Linked DNA regions of Mus musculus: region 1 is linked to region 2. The links are chromatin loops, found by intact Hi-C in ENCODE. Cell type or tissue: left cerebral cortex. All regions are shown on one strand. Links, peaks and the distances in the headings refer to the core of each region. The heading gives the core; the rest is flanking DNA.

What was found. Hi-C counts contacts between places; a loop is a spot of excess contacts. Peaks named below come from ENCODE experiments on the same cell type or tissue, not always from the same donor. Only the 100,000 strongest peaks of a DNase experiment are listed, where the experiment ranks them.
Region 1: a loop joins it to region 2, with 5 times the contacts of the local background. A loop is called at or near these places in 2 of 42 quality-filtered maps.

What each region holds. Positions count from the first base shown.
Region 1 is chr8:118,266,829-118,275,771 of GRCm38, forward strand. Gm51555 (a long non-coding RNA gene) reads right to left here. Exons shown (of 3, transcript XR_003947471.1): 3 at 6,672-6,697. It also overlaps a transcript of Cdh13 not described here. Among named protein-coding and RNA genes, the nearest start is that of Cdh13, 12 kb to the right of the region's middle. In left cerebral cortex, for the core only: CTCF peaks have their summits at 395 and 8,067; DNase peaks (open chromatin) are centred at 4,083, 4,393, 7,621 and 8,062.
Region 2 is chr8:118,186,797-118,195,739 of GRCm38, forward strand. It overlaps a transcript of Cdh13 not described here. Among named protein-coding and RNA genes, the nearest start is that of Gm25200, 70 kb to the left of the region's middle. In left cerebral cortex, for the core only: no CTCF peak of the experiment used is centred there; DNase peaks (open chromatin) are centred at 4,263 and 8,038.

The DNA.
Region 1 (8,943 bases), core at 226-8,225, 80 kb after region 2:
AGCTATCAGGCTTGAAGGCTGCTGGGAAGGGAGAAGGGGCTGAAATAAGAGTGGGCTGTCTGGGAGCCAGTGAGTTGGCTCAGCAGGTAAAGTTGCTCAGCATCAAGCCTGATGACTGGGTTCAGTTCCCCAGAACCCCCATGGGCGAAGCAAAAGAATGCTTTCTCTCAATTGTCCTGTGACTTTCACACGTGCACTGGGCAACTACATGTGCTTCCCCCCAATAAACAAACAAACAAAAGGCGGGCTTTCTAAACTGTGTTGCAAAAGATTATGTGGCTGTATATAACTGGCCAAGCCATCTGAGATCATGCCCTTGCTTGTGACCTTCGGCTTGGGAGCTCTGCATCCTGTGTCTTCCACAAATGGAGCTGTGCAGACTTCACACGGTAGGGGGCAGTCAGTGAGAGGTGCCTGATGGGAAATGCTCAAAAATCCCGTTCCTGTTTTCCACACACCCTCTCTTGCTTCCCTCTCTGAGGCTGGCTGCTGTCACTGTCTCATCCTGTCTCCTGGCACTCACGTTTCTTACTGTCTACTGCCACCCAGATGTAAAGGTCTCGAGAGCTGGTGTCTGTCTGTTTGGTTCGTTCCGGTAGTCACAGCGCTGCTTCCTGGGTAGTGCTTGGCACTTGTAGGACACAGTCAGTTCTTAAGGATCAATAGGTTGAATGAATGAACCCAGATGTGAATAAGCCAGGTATTCTCCTATGGGTTTTAGGTATGTTTTAATCAGCTTTGAATAGCTTTCAGCTGCCTTCCCAAGCTCTCAGGGGTTGTGGGACAGGAATGGTGTGCCTTGGCATTATCAACACACATTTTCTGAGCGTGGGAGGATTGGCCCCTGAATGGCATTAAGTAAGCGTCCAATGTGTGGTTATCTACTGTTACAGTTATTTTTCTGTTGCTGTGATAAAATTACTGGAACCATAAACAACATAGGGGTTTATTTGACTAACACTTTGAGGTTCAGGCCATCACTAAGGGAAGTCAGGGCTGGAACTTAAGCAGCAACTGAAGCAGAAACCATGGAAGGATGCTGGTTACTGCCTCCCTTGCTGGCTTAGATTCAGCCACCTTTCTTATACAGCCCAAGTCTATACCTGCCTAGGGAATGGTGCTGCCCATAGTGGGCTGAGCTCTCCCATATCAACCACTTATCGATACTGTTCCTCATTTACATGGCCACAGGACAATGGGATCAAGACAAATCATTGAGAATCATTAATCTTCTCTATTTTCCGTTCCTAATAAGATCTATCTGTCTCCTCTAGTGGTTATCCTATACCTAACCTCGGTGGTTCTACAAACTGTAGATTGTTACCATTGACTTAATAGCTCATATCCACATATAAGCAAATAGATGCCACATTTCTCTCTCCAGGCCTGTGATACCTCACTCAGAATATTTTTTCTAATTCCTTACATTGCTTGTGGATTTCATGATTTCATTTTTTAATTAGCTGAGTAGTGCTTCATTGTGTGATTGTACCTCATTCTCTCTACCCATCTATATCTTTTGAGGGATATTTGGGGTGTTTTCAACTTCTATCTATTATGAGTAATTTCTATAGTGGTTGCTACAAGTTTACACTCCCACTAGCAATGGGTCAGTGTCCCCTCAATTCTACGTTCTGGTCAGCATGAACTGTCACCTGGTCTATTGACCTGTGCTATTCTGACAGGTGTAAGATGGAATCTCAAAGTCATTTTGATTTGCATTTCCCCGGTGGCTAAGAAATGCTGCACATTTCTTTTAAGTGTTAAACTTAAACTCAGTGATTTGAATTTCTTCTCTTGAGATTTCTTGGTTTAGATTTGTATCCCGTTTTTAATTGGGTCTTTTGTTTTCTTGATGTTAGTGTTTGAATTCTTTATATACTTTAGATATTAGGCCTCTATCGGATGTGCAGTTGCTAAAATCTTCCCATTCTGTAGGCTGCCACTTTGTCCAAATGATGGTGTTCTTTGACATACAGAAGCTCTCAGTTTCGTGAGGTCCCATTTATTACTTGTTGATCTTAGTGCCTGTGCTAAGGGTGTCCTGTTCAGAATATCTTCCGCTCTGTCAATGGGCTAAAAACGACTCCCCACGTTCTCTTTTATCAAGTTCAGTATATCTGGTTTCATGTTGAGGTCATGGAAACATTTGGAGTTGAGTTTGATTCAGAGTTGTAAATAATCTCTCTGGATTCTTGTACATGCAGCTGTCCAGTTTGACCAGTACCATTTGTTGTAGATGCTGTCTTTACCCCCCTTACTATCTATGTCTGGCTTCTTTATCAAAAATCAGGTGTCTATAGGGGTGTGGATTTTTGCCTGGGCCTTCAATTTGATTCCACAATTGATTTCTAGAAAGTGTTTAATTTCTGTCTTAACTCAGTCTCCATGAGTTTGTAAGATTTCTGTTATTTCTCTTGATGGTATCCAGTTTTAATCTGTGGTGGTCAGATAGGATGCAGGGTGTTATTTCAATTTTTCTTATTCCCTTTGAAACTTATTTTATGTCCAAATATGTGGTCAATCTTGGAGAAAGGTCCAAAAGGTATATTCTTTTATGTTTGGGTGAGATGTTCTGTAAATATGTGTTAGGTCCATTTGGTTTATAACATCAGTTAGCTGAAACATTTCTCTGTTTAGTTTCTGTCTGGATGACCTGTCTACTGGCAAGTATGAGGTGCTGAAGTCTCCCACTGTAAATGAGTGAGGGTCAATATATGATTTAAGATACAGTAGAGTCTCTTTTACAGCCTTGGTCATTCTTCTGTTTGGTGTATTCAGAGTTGCAATGTCTTCTTGGTGGACTCTTTCTTTGGTGAGTATGTAGCATTTTCCCCCATCTTTTCTGATGAGTTTTCATTTGAAGTCTAGTTTGTCAGATACTGAAATGACTATCCCAGCTTGCATCCTAGGTTCATTTGCTTGGAATATTTGTTTCTATCCTTTTACCAAGGTGATGTTTATCCTCGGTGTTAAGGTGTGTTTCTTGGATGAAGCAAAACAAGATGATGGGCTTGCTATGGTAGGATTGTCAGACTCTGGTAGAGACATATTGTGCTGGTTGTTATTGATTGTGTTTTTCTGCTGGGATCTAGACATCTGGGTTTGGAAACATTATAATTATAGGAGCTGTTATCTGATCTTTTCTTGATCCTTGGTTTCTCTTGCCATCTCTAGTGAGTGTGGTGTCTGTATGGTGCCTCGTAGGAAATTCTTCTGGGGTTCTGATAAGTGTGGCTACTCAGGATTCTGGGTAAAATGTGTTTCTAGGTACTGGGAGCTGATGCTAAGGAAAAAGAATTGGCTGAGCAGTGCTGAGGGCATCCATAAGAGGGAGGAAAGTTGCATGTTCCACCAGGATCTGCTTAGCTCCCTGGTAAGGAGAGCAGAAAGTGAGGAGAGATGCAGAAGGCAGCCTACTACAGAGCTGGGGACGAGACTGGGGGAATTGGGCTTGGAGGGAGAGGTGAAGGTCTGCAGTTAGCCTAACTGTTTCACTGGACAAAGTGCCCTGTGGGATCTTAGGGAATGACTGCTGGAATTGGGGTCTGGAATAAAGCAATGAGCATGGGGAAGGAGGATTGGAGGGTTAGTATCTTTATAGTCCACTGGTGATGGGGGTGGAGAATGAAGGGGAGCCCACAGCAGGTAGTCTGTTACAGAGCTGGCCATGGGACTGGGGCTTGATTTTGGAGGACCTGGGGGAGAAGTCAAGATCTGCAATTAGACTTCCTGTCTCCCTGCCTCCCTGCCTCCCTGGCTGGAGACCTGTTTTGAATTTTGAGAGGGGGTGTTACTAAGTGGCTTTGAGTTTAAGATTCCCCTGTTGTAATCACCATGGCTACAGGCTTGTACTATCAGGCCGGGTTGAAATAATTAAATAATAATAATAATAAAATCAAATATGACAATATTTTAAATAAAAACAATAAACCAGTAAATTTAAAGACAAAACAATTAGGCTCTTGATTAGTTCTTGGGCAACAGTCCTTATTATTTCTCCAGTTATTCCCACCATGTGGTACAGTTCTTGGCAGGTGGCCAGGGCTCAACAGTGATGAGCTAAGTCGCTTGCCTGGCCCGGCTCTGGTGAGTGTCAGAGAAGAATCTGACTCTAAGGGGGGTCAGAGAAAGGGAAGGCTGGGGCTTTCAGGGGAGGTGTGGTCTTCATGGTTGCACAGAGAGGCAGCAGAGGCAGCCCAGCATCTCAGGGGCTCAGACCTGTAAGCTAACACCATTAGGTCCCTTCACCCAGGGAAGGTTGGCTGGTCACAGTCCACAGTCGTCAGTGGAGGGAAGTCAGTGTGTTTCGTAGAGAGCTGGCAAGGACCCAAGCAGGGATGCCTGAGTATGAAGGGTTTGGGTAAGTGCCTTCTGTTTAATGAATGTCCCAGCTCTCCTAACTGTTTCTGATGTGTGAATTTATTCACTAATGCACAGACATTACATGGGAGTCCTGTGTGAGCTCAGCGCGAAGGGTGTGGGAGAAGACTGGAGCTGGTTCCTTGATTCAGAAGGCTCCAGGGGGACACCTGCAAACGAATGACTTGTGCTCAGTGTATTGCTGAGAGGATCTGAAGGGGAAGGGGGTGACGAGTGAGATTCTAAATGGTGATTTATGGCCACCAAGTGGACTTACACGTGGGAGAGGGGAGGGGGAGGGGGAGACCTAGAAGGAAGCAGGAGGGGAAGGGTACTGAAGATGATGCAATCTCCCAGGAGATGGGGAGACCTCAGGGGGGCTCTGTGTGGTTGGAGCTTGAGCCTTCACTGGGGGAGAGTGAAATTGGTGGAATATCCCCCCACCCGCAACCCCAACCCCCATCCTGGCTTAGTGTTTCCTGCCAAGATAGAGATTTGGATTGGAATATTAGGGCCTCAAGCTGTCATTGGAAGGTGTGTGCAACTGTGTGTGTGCATGTGTGTGTGCATGTGCGTGTATGTGTGTGTGTGCATGTACATGTGTATGTGCATGTGAGTGTGTGTGTGTGTGCAGGTGGAGGCCAGGGGTTAATGTCGGGCGTCTTGTGCTACTGTTCTCAACCTTATTATTTGAGACAGGGGTCAAAGGTCAATGATTCGGGTGTTCTGGTTGACCGGAGAACTCCAGGGACCAGCCTGTCCCTCCCCAATACCAGTGATATGCTACACCCATGCACCACAATGTTCAGCTTTTATGTGGCTACTGGGGACTTGAACTGGGGTCCTTCTGTTTTACACTTGACTGACTGAGGACTCTCTTCCCTGCTGCCCTCCCCTCCACCATGGAAAGATCTTACTGATACTAGAGAATTCAGGGATGGATTTCTTCTTATTTATGTCCTGAAGGAGGTAAGGCCTGCGTTGAGACAGACACTGAGCACGTACTGGTTGAATTAAGAATTACCCCGGTGGTAATATAGAAGCCAGACTTGGGAGCTAGATCTTGGCATACTTTAAGTCAATTACTTCGATTCTGGGAAAATCTCTGCTTTTAATTATAACTAGATTCCTGTTATCAAAACAATATTTTGAATGAGTGAATGAGTAAATGAATGTCTTTCCTTGTTAAGAGAGGATGACTTAGGGGCCTGCAAGCAATTTATTCAGAATAAGAGAGTTAGGGAAGTCCCAGAAAACATAACCATTTAAACTCCCAAATAATAAGAACGGGGCCAGAGGCATCTTCTGGAAGTATGCTGAGTCCTGCCTGTCCCCCACCGGGCTCTATGACAAGCTATGAGAATACTTTGTCTTCAGTCCTGACACTGTAGGCTCCAGAGTCCCTTGGGGACAAACAGCAAATCAATAGATTCATTACATGTACAAGAACCTGGCACTTTGAAGAGGTTTGAGATGAATTCCTGACCTGTCAAGGCAGGAAAAGTCACAGTGAAAGCACTCCACCCTGCCTTGCTCAGTCTTGTCCCTGCTTGCCCCATCCTCTCAATTCACCTTGGCAAAGGGTACCCTCAGTTTATCTAGGGCCTGTCCCACAGTCCATTAGACCCTGTGTGTTCAGCAGGGTCTTCCAGGACCTGGTATCAGCCATTAAAATGTGCACACTTATTTCTGGACAGATTTTTTTTTTAATGTTTTATTTTTGGCTGGGTGGTTTCTTGGCAGACCCTGGCCATTTTCTTTCTTAAACTGTATTTATTTCTTCAACTGTTATTTCGTAAGCCCATTTATTTCTTAAACGGTAAAGTCCTGCATGCTCATGGTGAACCAACCAGAGAATAGTGAGCACTAGCAGACAGATCTCAGCATCCATTGAGGAAAGCACCCGGGAAGAGGAGCCACAACAAGGAACCTGGTGGTAGAGGATTAAAGGGTCAATGAAGAATAGGCATGGGGGTGGGATAGGGCATGAGCTTATCATGTGTGAGCCGACAAATGAAAGGCTTCTCTCTGCAGAGATGACCTATAGATGGGCCCAAGGGTCAAAGACATTGGTGGGGGGGACTCTACTAGGCAGAGAGACTGGTATGCACAGGAACCCACTGTTAGGGGAGAGCTTAGCTTGTTTGATGACTTGCTGATTGATAGTGGAATAGCCAGCCAAGGGCAGAGGGCAAATGAAGGAAATTGGGGAAGGGAGATAGGCGGTAGCTTTGCAAGACCCCACAGGCTGGGGCCATCTCTCCTTACCCATCATGCACTGTGTGAGAAGTTCATGGCCTCCTTAATGAAGACATGCTTACTCTTGAGCTTCGTTCTGTAGAAACAGGAGCAGCATAGAGAGTGGGTATTGTCCTGGAGAGCCTTAGAAGGGAATGGGGATGTGTGTGCGTGTGTGTGTGTGTGTGTGTGTGTGTGTGTGTGTGTGTGTGTATGAGAAAGAGAGAGGTGAGGGACGTGTCTGATTGAATTTAGAGCTTGCCATTTATTTAAACTGGCTGGTCAGCAAATTTCTGGGGTTCCCCAACCCAAGAACTGGAATTACAACTGCACAGGGCCATTCCTGGCTTGTATTTATTTATTTATTTATTTATTTATTTATTTAGCACTGGGTATCTGAACTTGGGTTCTCATGCTTAGGACGCTAACACTTTACCCAGTGAACCATCTCCCCAGTGCGGCAATCCTTCAGTGAACACAGTTTAAGAAACACTACCAGGCAGACAGCTGCCTAGACACCAAAGGTGTAGTGTTCGGTAGTCCTTCAGTCTTAACAAGCAAAGATTATCTCCTTCCTGGCTACTGAAGGATGTCTGCTGTGTGGCAGGCCATGTACAGGCAACAGCAGACATCGTCTTTGACCCAACGGAAGTTGCATGTGAGCCATTTCAAACATACAGAGGCACAGGGTAAGAAACAAAAGTGTCTGGAGCTTGCCTCAGTTAAATCCCCGGCAGCTGCCACACATTCAGAGTCATTAAAACGTAGTTTTCTGTGCTTAACTTGCTTCCGCAGATTAACTTTCCCCCACTCGTTACAGTGGCCCTGACCTTGGTCTATTCCTAAAAGACGGCAGACACCATTAGCTGGGTGGGTTTTCCTTCTGTGGGAACAGCAGCTTATCTACAGAGGCATTGGCAGATTTGGATTACACTGCAAATGAATGCAACGGCTGCGATTGTTCAGGGATCCGCACTGCACTGTAAATAAATTTTCCCTAGTAATTGTCAGAGTGATGGCCTTACAATCCTTCTGGGGGAGGGAAACCGCTGGGGAACGAAGCAGCTTTGCTGCACCGCTCAAAGCGGAACCAGGAGATTTGCCTTGGAGGAGGCAGGGAGCCAGGATTAGCTGGGTGAAAGGAGAGGGCCACTGGGTACCTTGAGACATTGTTGAGGACTTGGATTTGTGATTATTAAGAACATTAATTACGGGATATGCTCATGTAAATGTCTATGCCAAAAAAAAAAAAAAAAAAGTGAGTTTATTTTTCAGCCTTACCCTGAGCAGAGTACAGTTCAAAGAATGGTGTTTGGATTAGTTATTTTTATACAGTTGTGATTAGAAAACAAAGACGAAAAATCTTGGCAGGAACAGGTTAAAGGGAGAAGGGATCCCTTTGGGCCCGAGGTTTCAGAAGATAGGAGTCCGTGTACCATGGCAGCTTGGGTGACTCTGCCCCTAGTGGTGGGAGCTTGTCTTGCAGCTTGTTCACTTAAGGATCAGGAAGCAGGACATTCAGTGGACCATTGGGTTGGGCTATAACGCTAAAAGAAAGGCTCAGCCAGTGATGGTGATCTACCTACACCAGCTATGCCTCTTACTCCAAAAGGCTTCACAACCTTCCACAACAAAGCTATCAGCTAAGAACCAAGTATCCAAACACAGAAGTCTGCGTTGGGGACAGTCCACCTTCAAACTACAGCAGATTCATCTACGCATCAGTGTTTTGTGTCTGAATAACAAAAAGCCCCAGCTCTCTGTCGGCCTCATCATGCTAAGCATCGCTTTGTACATATTCATGGAAGACCGGGACTTGGTGGATCTGCACTGAGCCACCCAGTGGGACTGGCAGTGTGTATCTGGGCTGAGCTAGGGCCAGCTTAGCTTCACAGGTTTCTCCTCTTGTTGGAGCAGCCAATAGCCAGGGCACAAGTGCAGTTTTCATGCAGATGGCAGTTGTGTAGGACAGTGTGCTGGCTACTTTCAATTGTAAATACATCCTAAGCCACCTAAGAGGACTCTCGGTGAGGGATTGTCTATCTAGATTGGGTTGGCCTGTGGACATGTCTGCGGGGGATTGTCTTAATTGATGTGGGATGACCCAGCCTGAATGTGAGTACCATTCCTAGGTTTGGGACTGAGCAGGTAGCTAAGCACTGGGCAATACGCACTGGGCATGCGCACTAGGCATGCGTGCTGCTCTTGGCCGTGGGTGTCGCGTCACTAGCTTTTCCAGCTCCCTGTTGTCTTAACTTGATGGACTGTAACCTGGAGCTGAAACAATCCCCTTCTTCTCTAAGTTGCTTTTTCTCAGGGTGATTTATCAGTGACAGAATTCCT
Region 2 (8,943 bases), core at 434-8,433:
GAATTGATTGCTGGGACCATGTGCTCAATTTCCCCTCGGTGTCACATGAAACGCTCAGATCGGTGTCTCCCTTGGTGTTGTTCGTTTGGACTTAAGCTGAAACCACTCACTATTGTTGACTGTGTTTTTATGTGTCATAACAAGACTGCAAACACCTAGCAGGCAGGATCTGTTTCTTATCCATCTCTCTCCCACCCCACCCCAAGCCCCCACCTCAGGAGCGGACCACAGGGATTTATTGATAACGGGTGCGTGGTTAAGTACATACTGACTGACGGACTGTTGTGCAAGCCACAGGAGCTGTGTGGATATGGTATGCTACTCTCTCTGCCTCTTCGGTTGTAACAATAGATCAAGCAAGACTTCAATTATCCTCTGCTTTTCCTCCTGAGTTCTCCTTTCTGTTCACTCTGCTGAGAATGCCTGGTGACAGAGAGTGAGATGCGGAGAGAGACAGAACGCTCTCAGAGCCCCGGGAAAGCCATGCACCACGAAGGACATATTTCAATGAAGTTATTTCCCACCAAGGCTAATATTGTGCTTCGGTACTTCAGGCTCCAGTGAGCTCATCAACAACGTTGCCTTTAATTTTACCATTTGTACCCAGTCGTATGTTACTCTGGATGCTTCTGTCTGGCTCCTTCTCATCAGAGGGATGTTAGGGCTTCCATTGTCTTTGAAAAATGGCTTAGAGATGGACGTGCTTGGATATCTATCATGTTTAATTATCTCCTTCATCACACTCCCTCCATTGTCTGGTAAAGGATAGAGTGTTCGCAGACTCATTAAAAAATAAAATCCATGCAAAGGGATGTGGGAGGGAAAGTTCATGTTGAGTCAGGGTGTAGAAACATCTCTCTATCTGGTCCTTAGACAACCCTGGTCTTTTTGCACCAAAAGTATGCGGCTTCATTTCTTAGTCCAGCCTGTAAACAAATCCAGAGAGCCTGTAAAGGGGCAGTGACTCATCAGAGAGGGGACCTTTGTCTTTTCAGAGTTCCCTACTCTAGAATCACCTGGAGATAGATAGATACACACCCCTATGTGATGATTGGTTTTAACTGTTGGTTTAACACGGTATAGGGTTACCTAAGAAGGGAGTCTCAATGGGGGATTGTTTGGATCAGGTTGACCTGTAGGTATGTCCAGAGGTGACTATATTGATTGTGTTGATTGGTGTGGGAAGGCCTAGCCCCCTGTGGGCAGTGCCATTCCCTAGGTTTGGGCCCTAGGTTGGTATGAGAGTGGTGGGGGTGAGATGACCTACATATTCATTCTCTCACTTGTGAGTGGGATATGATGAGGTGCTCTGAGGTCCTGCTGCCTTATATCCCTGCTGTGACTGATTGTAACCTGGAATTGTGAGATTAAAAAAAAATCCTCTCTCCTCTTAATTGCTTTTGGTCAGGATATGTTATGCCAGCAACAGGAGTAAAATAGAGTGCTCACCTCATCTTAGCCAACTCAATATATTCTTTTGGTTGGGGCTCAGTGCTTGGTGCATGCGACACTTCTAAAGCTCCCAGGAGAATCCATACTGTAGGCAAAGGATGAGCTATAGACCTGGATTGAGCAGGAGCAGTTTGTCCTTGGCAATATAGTCTAGAGATAGCTAAGGTGGCTCAGATTATTAGAGGTCCTGTTGTTTCTGGTATTGAGTGGGTTGAGCCCACTCTTCCAAAGCATGAGCCAAGCACCCCCCACCCCCAAATTCCAACAGGTACCAAAGTACCGAAAGTCAGAAAGCTTCCCCGGGAGCATTTGAAAGCCACCTGAGAACCTGTGCACACATATGCTGCACCATCACGTGAGTGTCTGTTGGTTTCAATGACACCCTTTCGTATTACCTCAGCTTCTAGGAGTCTCAAAATTGTTGTACATGCTTCACTCAGCTGATGCTCATCACAACCTCTTCTTGGAAATACCGCCATCATCTTGATTGTACCTATCAGGAAACTGAGGCTGAGGGAACTCCACGGCTCACCTCAGGGCTGCACCTCCAGATTCAGGCAGGGTTCTTTTTACTAGCAAATACACCAAGGGGGCACACTCCCTCTTCCGGTTCCATCCTCGACTGGTGGCTGAGACTGTCACCGACCACTGTCTTGGAATCCTCAATATAGACTCTCAGCAGCTCTGGGTACACTTGAAACCTGCTTGCCATGACCGCTTACTAAATTATGACAAGCTTGTCTAAAGAGATACTAAGGAGAGTCCTTAGGAGTCAGAGGGCCCTTGAACTGCAGGTGTTCAGACAATCTGTTTGGGAGATCCCAGCCAGTGTTAGCAGCCTGCCCTCCTGCCTTTGCCTGTGAGGGAGCAACTGTCTCCCTCACTGTGGTATTTCTTTTAACTTTATTAGTGAGCTTGGCTCGCACCATATGCCTCTAATTGATATTCAAAGGAACTGAATTGTGTTCTTCATTTGGTGCAAAGTAAATATTTCGCCCGTCTTCTCGAGCTCTCTCCCACCTGAGTCTGAAACATGAAGTAATTATGAGATCGCGTTGAACGATGAGTCATCAAACGGGCAGGACAAGAGTCGGTGCGCATTAAGCTGACAAAATGGAGAAGCCGGGGCCCTGTAGCCCCTGTAAAGCCCTGGGCACAATGAATAGTGGCACGCACAATTAAATGCCTAATGCCCGGGAGAAGGCCGAGTGGGAGGGGAGAGAGTAGAGGAGGAAACTCAAGCACAATTAGACAGCAACTCCTCCGTCTTCCTGGGTGGGATGTGATGGAGAAGGCACAGGCACCCAGCAGGTACTTTCAGGAGCTACAGCACCTTGCCCAAAACGTTGCCTGAGGAGGATCACCAGGAGTCCCAGGCCAGCCAGGGCTACAGAGACTATGTCTCAAAACAAAACAAAAAAGTTGTCCGAATCTCTTTAGGATAAACAGAGACCCAGGCTCCCGCTGGTGTCATGGCCCATAGGTATCCACAGGACCCACTTCTTTCATTGGCACAAAGACCACATGAGATAATTGCCCCGTCTTCCTTTAGAGCTCTCATGCTGTGGCTTTGGACTGGCTGCTAAGTGTGCCAGGGGCACTCCATGTGTGGCTGCACAGATACTCTGTTCCCTGCTGCTGTTGTCGGGAAGCGGGCAGTATGGGATATCCTCTCCAGCTGCATGGGCTCGGTAACAGGAGAACTCACAGCTTCCTCCCTTCCCACCAAACCTTAGCAACAGACACCAAGAAGAGCATCCACAGTTGTCCTGGGGTTCTGGTACCAGCCATGGCTACATCTGAGGACAATCTGGGGAGCCTAGATCTATAGATATTTCTTTCTATGTTTGCAGGTTAGAGTCTCTTAAAACAGGGCCCTCCTGTGGGTTCCTTCTTTGTCTCTGCCTCTTCCCAACTCCCTCCTCCCTCCCCTCCTTACCTCCTCCTTCCCTACCTCCCGTTTCTTCTCTTATTACTTTTTCTAAGAATCTTCCTATGTAAACTTGGCTGGCCTTGAAGTCTTGAACCTCCTCCCTCAGCCTCCTGACTACTGGGATTACAGGTGTGCACTACCAAACTCACTGTCTACGTCTAGGTATTTAGCGTAGGTGCTTCTGTTTTGTCTTTGACTCCATCCCCAGAGTTATTAGGAGCCTGATGCTCTGTTCACCTACCTCATCACCTACCCCAGGCCAGGCCTTGTCACATCCTTTCAGATGCCACCTGCTGCCCTGATGAAGGAATCTCTCAATTATGTCATTGTTTCTACAGAAGAGGGCTAAGGCTGAGAAGTGATGAGGTTTCAGAAGGTCATGTGATCATGTTCCAAAAGATGCTCACATCTGAGCCTGGGTTTCTGATTCTTGTGCTCCTGCTCTTAGGATGGCAGGGTTAAGGCCATGGCTTTTTGCTTGACAGGGTAAAGCAGTCGTTTTGGTTAACTAAGGGTAAAGAAAAGCAAGGGTCCTCATGGGCTGGCATTCTGGAAAACAGCATTTCTGGACTTGCTCTTACACCAGGAAAGTTATAGATTGTTGAATGGTGTCCCAGAGGGAAAAAATCAACTGAACAATTACAAAAACGAAAATAAGCATCTATCACATGTCTTGACACCCTGTCTTGGGAAACTACCTACAGTCTGCACATTACATAACAAAGGGTGGAAACAACTCTGCCTTGAAGAACTGTGTAGTGCAGACTTCACCAAATTTTTATGTCTTCAGAGCCTCTCTCCTTCCACCCCATCGAGGACCTATTAATAGATGATAAGATGCCGCCGCCGAGCTACTTACAGTTCTGTGATTTGGAGACAGCCTGGCATGTACTATCATGGAGTAAAAATAGAAACCTCAATGGAATGCAAACACACTCATATTCACACACAGATGCTCTCCTGACAAATCTGACCTTGATTGATATGGTTGGAATCCATTCAACATTTCAAAACAGGGCTGAAGAAAAGCCTTTAAAGACGGCACTAATACAAAACTTTCACCGAAGACATGAGGAATGTAGAGAATCCTAACTCACTGGGTGTCAAGCAACATGAAGCCCACATTGCACAGAAGCAATCACGAGTCATCAACAGTGTTCCAAGCACAATCAGCTGGTGGGCTCTGCCCAGCACTGCAGACCCAGGACTCAGTGAGCCCAGCTTGGCCAACTGATGGCCCCAAGGTTGGTAGGTTTGTGCCAATTCTTAGATACTTTGTAGTCACCCGAGGGTGAAGAAACAGTTGCCTCCCTGCCTCTGTTCACACATATTTGATATTCCTGCCTTATCTTTGCCTGACTACGAGTTTGTTGAGCACATACTCTGTTCCAGCTATTGTAGACACAAGCAGTGATTTGTGCAGATAAACATCCCTCACCGTAGAAGCTCTGTCCTTATGAAATCTGTATTCTGGTGACTTAGCCTTATCCACAGAGCCAATCCCTTCCTGAGACCATACCTGGCAGACCCTCCAAAAGAAAGGTGGGGTCTTCCCACTTGCCCTGGGTCTTACCCCTCATTGGCTAGGATAGACCTTCCTGATGTAACAACCTATCATGTCCCAGGCCCCTTTGATCCTGATTCATCTCTTGCTCTCTGTTTCATGGACCTTTGGGTTCTATTCTATCCCCTGCTCCTGGCTGAGCCATTCATCCAGTTGGTCCTGATAACTACTTGGTGTTGTGTCAGGACTGTGACCCTGGAATAAAGATGAATAGGAGACTGTCTAGGCTCTCAAGGCTCAGAGTAGACTGAAACCTGGACATTCATGGGTGAGGGGCTGAGTTTGGTGAGGAAAGCCTGTGTAGAACAGAGGCAGGCTTGCAGGAGGAATTCTCACTGGTCTGTGTCTTAGGGGATGGGGAAGCACAAGTGGGTGGATGAGAAGGGGGAAAACCCTCAGATAGTGGAATGAGAGGCAAGAGCAGAAGCCAAGAGCAGAAGCCGGAGGTGAGAGGAAGTAATGAGGGTGAGATTGCAGCTTGCCCCCCTCAAACTAACAGGCAGCAGCTGCTACATTCTGCCCACCCACATGCACACACACACACACACACACACACACACACAGAAAGAGAGAGAGAGACAGAGAGACAGAGAGAGAGAGAGAGAGAGACTGAGACAGAGAGAGACAGAGACAGAGACAAAGACAGAGACAGAGCGAGAGAGCCTTTGGAGCCCACAGAGAAGTGTCAGATCCCCCCAGAACTGGAGTTGTGGGCATTTGTAAGCTGCCCAATATAGGTTCTGGGAACCTGATGCAGGTCCTCTATGAAAACAATAAGCATTGAACCACCTCCCTAGCCCTGTGTTGTACTTTTAAGACTTCTTTTTCTTTTTTTTTTCTTTTTTGGAACCAAAGAAGTTTAACCCACCAGAATGGGGTTTTGTTTCATTTTTCCTTGTTACTCCATGAAAATGCCATTAGATGTGCAAATGCAGCCTTCCCACTGGTGACTTGGGTACCCAGGGTCTGAATGACTCCACCATCTGAGAGGGCCTCTTGGTTATTCCCTGAGTCTCCTGAACATCAGCTGACAAAAGAGGGCAAACAAAGAGTACTGTATGGAAGACAAATGGGCAGCTGTGGCTATCCCCATGATGTCACCCTTTCTGTGACTGTAGCCTGAGTGCGATTCCACCTAAATGCAAAGGAAGCTGGGAAATGTAATCTAGGTGTATGGTCAGGGAGGAGAGCGTGAAGGATCTCACCGGAGCTGAGGCTGGTTCCAGTCTTTGAAATCTCCCAAGAGCCTTCTCAATTATACAACAAAAAGGCTTAGGTGCTTGGTGGACATTTGTACATGCACAAATAGCAAGTGACACAAGATTAAGAAACAGAGAAACCAAGGCCAGACTGCCAGATGCTGTCAGTATCCTGCGGTCGAACATAGGACGTGGCTTTTCTCAGGGAGGCCCAGGGAGACGTCACAGGGAAAGTCTAACACTGTTGCTGGTCAAGACAAAGGCAACTCAATGCTTCTCCTAAGGAGACAAGAACCCGGCAGCAAAGTGCTCACCCCACCGTGCGGGGCTTAATTCTGAGCACAACCTTGCTGCAAAAGAAGACTCAGTCAAGGAGAAAACATTTGAAGGTCAACAGAGATGAGAGAGAGAGAGAGAAGCTAGGAGCTATTTGCTCTGAAAGCAGTTGGAGGAGGAAAGAGAGAGAGACTGTTTTCCCAGGAGAAGGAGAGACTGGGGTGAGGGAGGGGTGGGGAGATGGCTGGGACATGGATCTGGAAGTCTCAAAGAACTGAAACTCTCTAGGAAGGACCATGACAGACATGTCCATTGGATACAGCCTGGGTCACATGACATTTGTCATTTCATGGCTGCGTGATTAGACTTGACCTTTGAGCTTCATTTGCACTCTAGCATGGTTCAACTCCGTTCCTTCTTTAAGGCCGCGATCCACACATTCCCTACTTTCTTTATCCGTTCATCTGTTCATGGGTGTGCCCACGGCTTTCGTTTCTTGACAGACTCTTAACACCCCTGAGCTGTGTGTGCTTGTGAATGAGGGGGACGGTACCATGAGAAGGATGAAGTGATGAGCTACCTGGCTGTCACAAGGTATCAAATCCTAAATGTCAGATATTCCTATGATCCATCTTCAAAGGTCCTTTCCGCTGGGTATCAGTGGTTTGGAAAGAATGCTTGTACCAACCTCACAGTCCCCGAGTGTCTGTCTGAGATGTATGCAACATAGGGGCCATGGTACATTTCCTTTCCCCAGTGCCAAAACTGCCCCAAGCAGGGTCACTTTCCTAGAACCCCCAGGGGTTCACTTGCAACCCTCCATCTTTCTCCTCTGAGATACTTCCAGCCTGTGACTATGAACGCACTGTAATTTTTTTTTTAAAGTTCTGGTGTTGAGATCAAACAGACCCAGGTTTGCAAACTTCACAATCTGTGTGTGTCTGAGGAAGATGGTTAATTTGTGTGAGCCTCAGTTTCCTTGGCAATAGAAGACCAGTTAAGCTCTTGCCTGGCTCTTCGTCTCTAGGCTCCCCCTCACATCTTTGCACACCACTGTCCACTTATAGAAGGGATCTATGTGGCCATTCCCTGTTGCTCATCTTGGGGTTTCTTTAAATCTGGGGTCCTTTGCAAACCATTTTCAAAACAAACTCTGCTCCAGTTACTGCGATTTGCTTATACACTGTTCCGTTTTGGCATCCTAAGTGTTAGGGAGGCCATTATGAGCTTTCAGTGATATGATAGATGGGACCTTTGACACAGGTTGGGATGTATCATAAATGTTTGGCCAATCAGGGCCTCCTCAGTGTGGGGGGTCTGCACTGGGCGTGGCTGTTTCCCTTGACCTTTAGACTAACAGCCCTTCCTTCATATGAACCACCTAAAATGTTTTCTCCTGTTTGAATTTGCAGCCTGTTTGGATCTTAAGATGGATCTCTTTCTTCTTTTTTTTTTTTTTTCTTTTTTATTTATTTATTTTAAACAGCAGTGCTGGCATCTAGAGAGAGCTGTTCGGCCGCCGAGCATACATATGGCATTAAAATATGCTGTGAGTTGGAAAACCTTTGCAGAAATTCCAGGCCTGCCTCTACCCACAAAATGCAGGGTATTATTTGTGTCCCTGTTTCATAAATTTGGAAGCTCTGTCCACGCTGGCCTTCCTCTCTCTGGGCTTCTTGACTGGAGTGTTAGAATGGATGAGCCCAGTTTTTATTGCTGTTGACAGGAGGAGAATCACAGGGATACGGATATGGCCTCTGCAGACAGAGCTGGACAAGATTCAAATAAGGTGAGGGACTGGCCGATGCCAGCGGGAACATAGAAATCAGGAGCAGCTTCATCACAGGGGAAAGGTGAGACCAAGCATGGGATGTGTGGGGACGTCATGAGTCACCAGGGTGACTGGTCTGCTTATCTATCACTGTGTGAATTATGTTGAGACTGGAGAGTACCCTCGAGGCTTGGGCAAGCCAGCCTATTCCACACCATCACTCCCTCCACATAAAACAGAATTAAAGGTAATATCTGCGCTCCAATCCACTTTTTGACATAGATGGAACACTAGGAGACGGGTATTCCCATTGGCTCTATTGTAAGAACAGGAAGACCCAGACTTCGGAGAGGCAACCATTTGACCACGATGCACAGGATGAGTGGAAACTCACCCACGGACAGCTAGAGCCTGGAGTCAGCCGCAGCCTGGCTGACTGACTGGCCTGACTACATGAACGTTTCTTTGGCCTCTCACTCTTTGCCTTCTCTGACAGAGTTCATGGGTCCCCTCCCTGTCCAATTCATAGTCAACACCAGTGAATGCAACTAGCACCTTGATACCAGAGGCAGGAGCTGTCTGTCTAGTAAGCCTGAGTTTGAGTCCCATCCTTCCTAACGACAGCAATGTCCTTTGAATAAAGTGTGCCTCATCGACCAACCAGAGAGCAGTACTATTTAAGGACTCGATGTCAAATGGAAAGGCCTATGTTTCAGTTCCTTTTCTCCTGGAGGTGCACCCCCAAAAT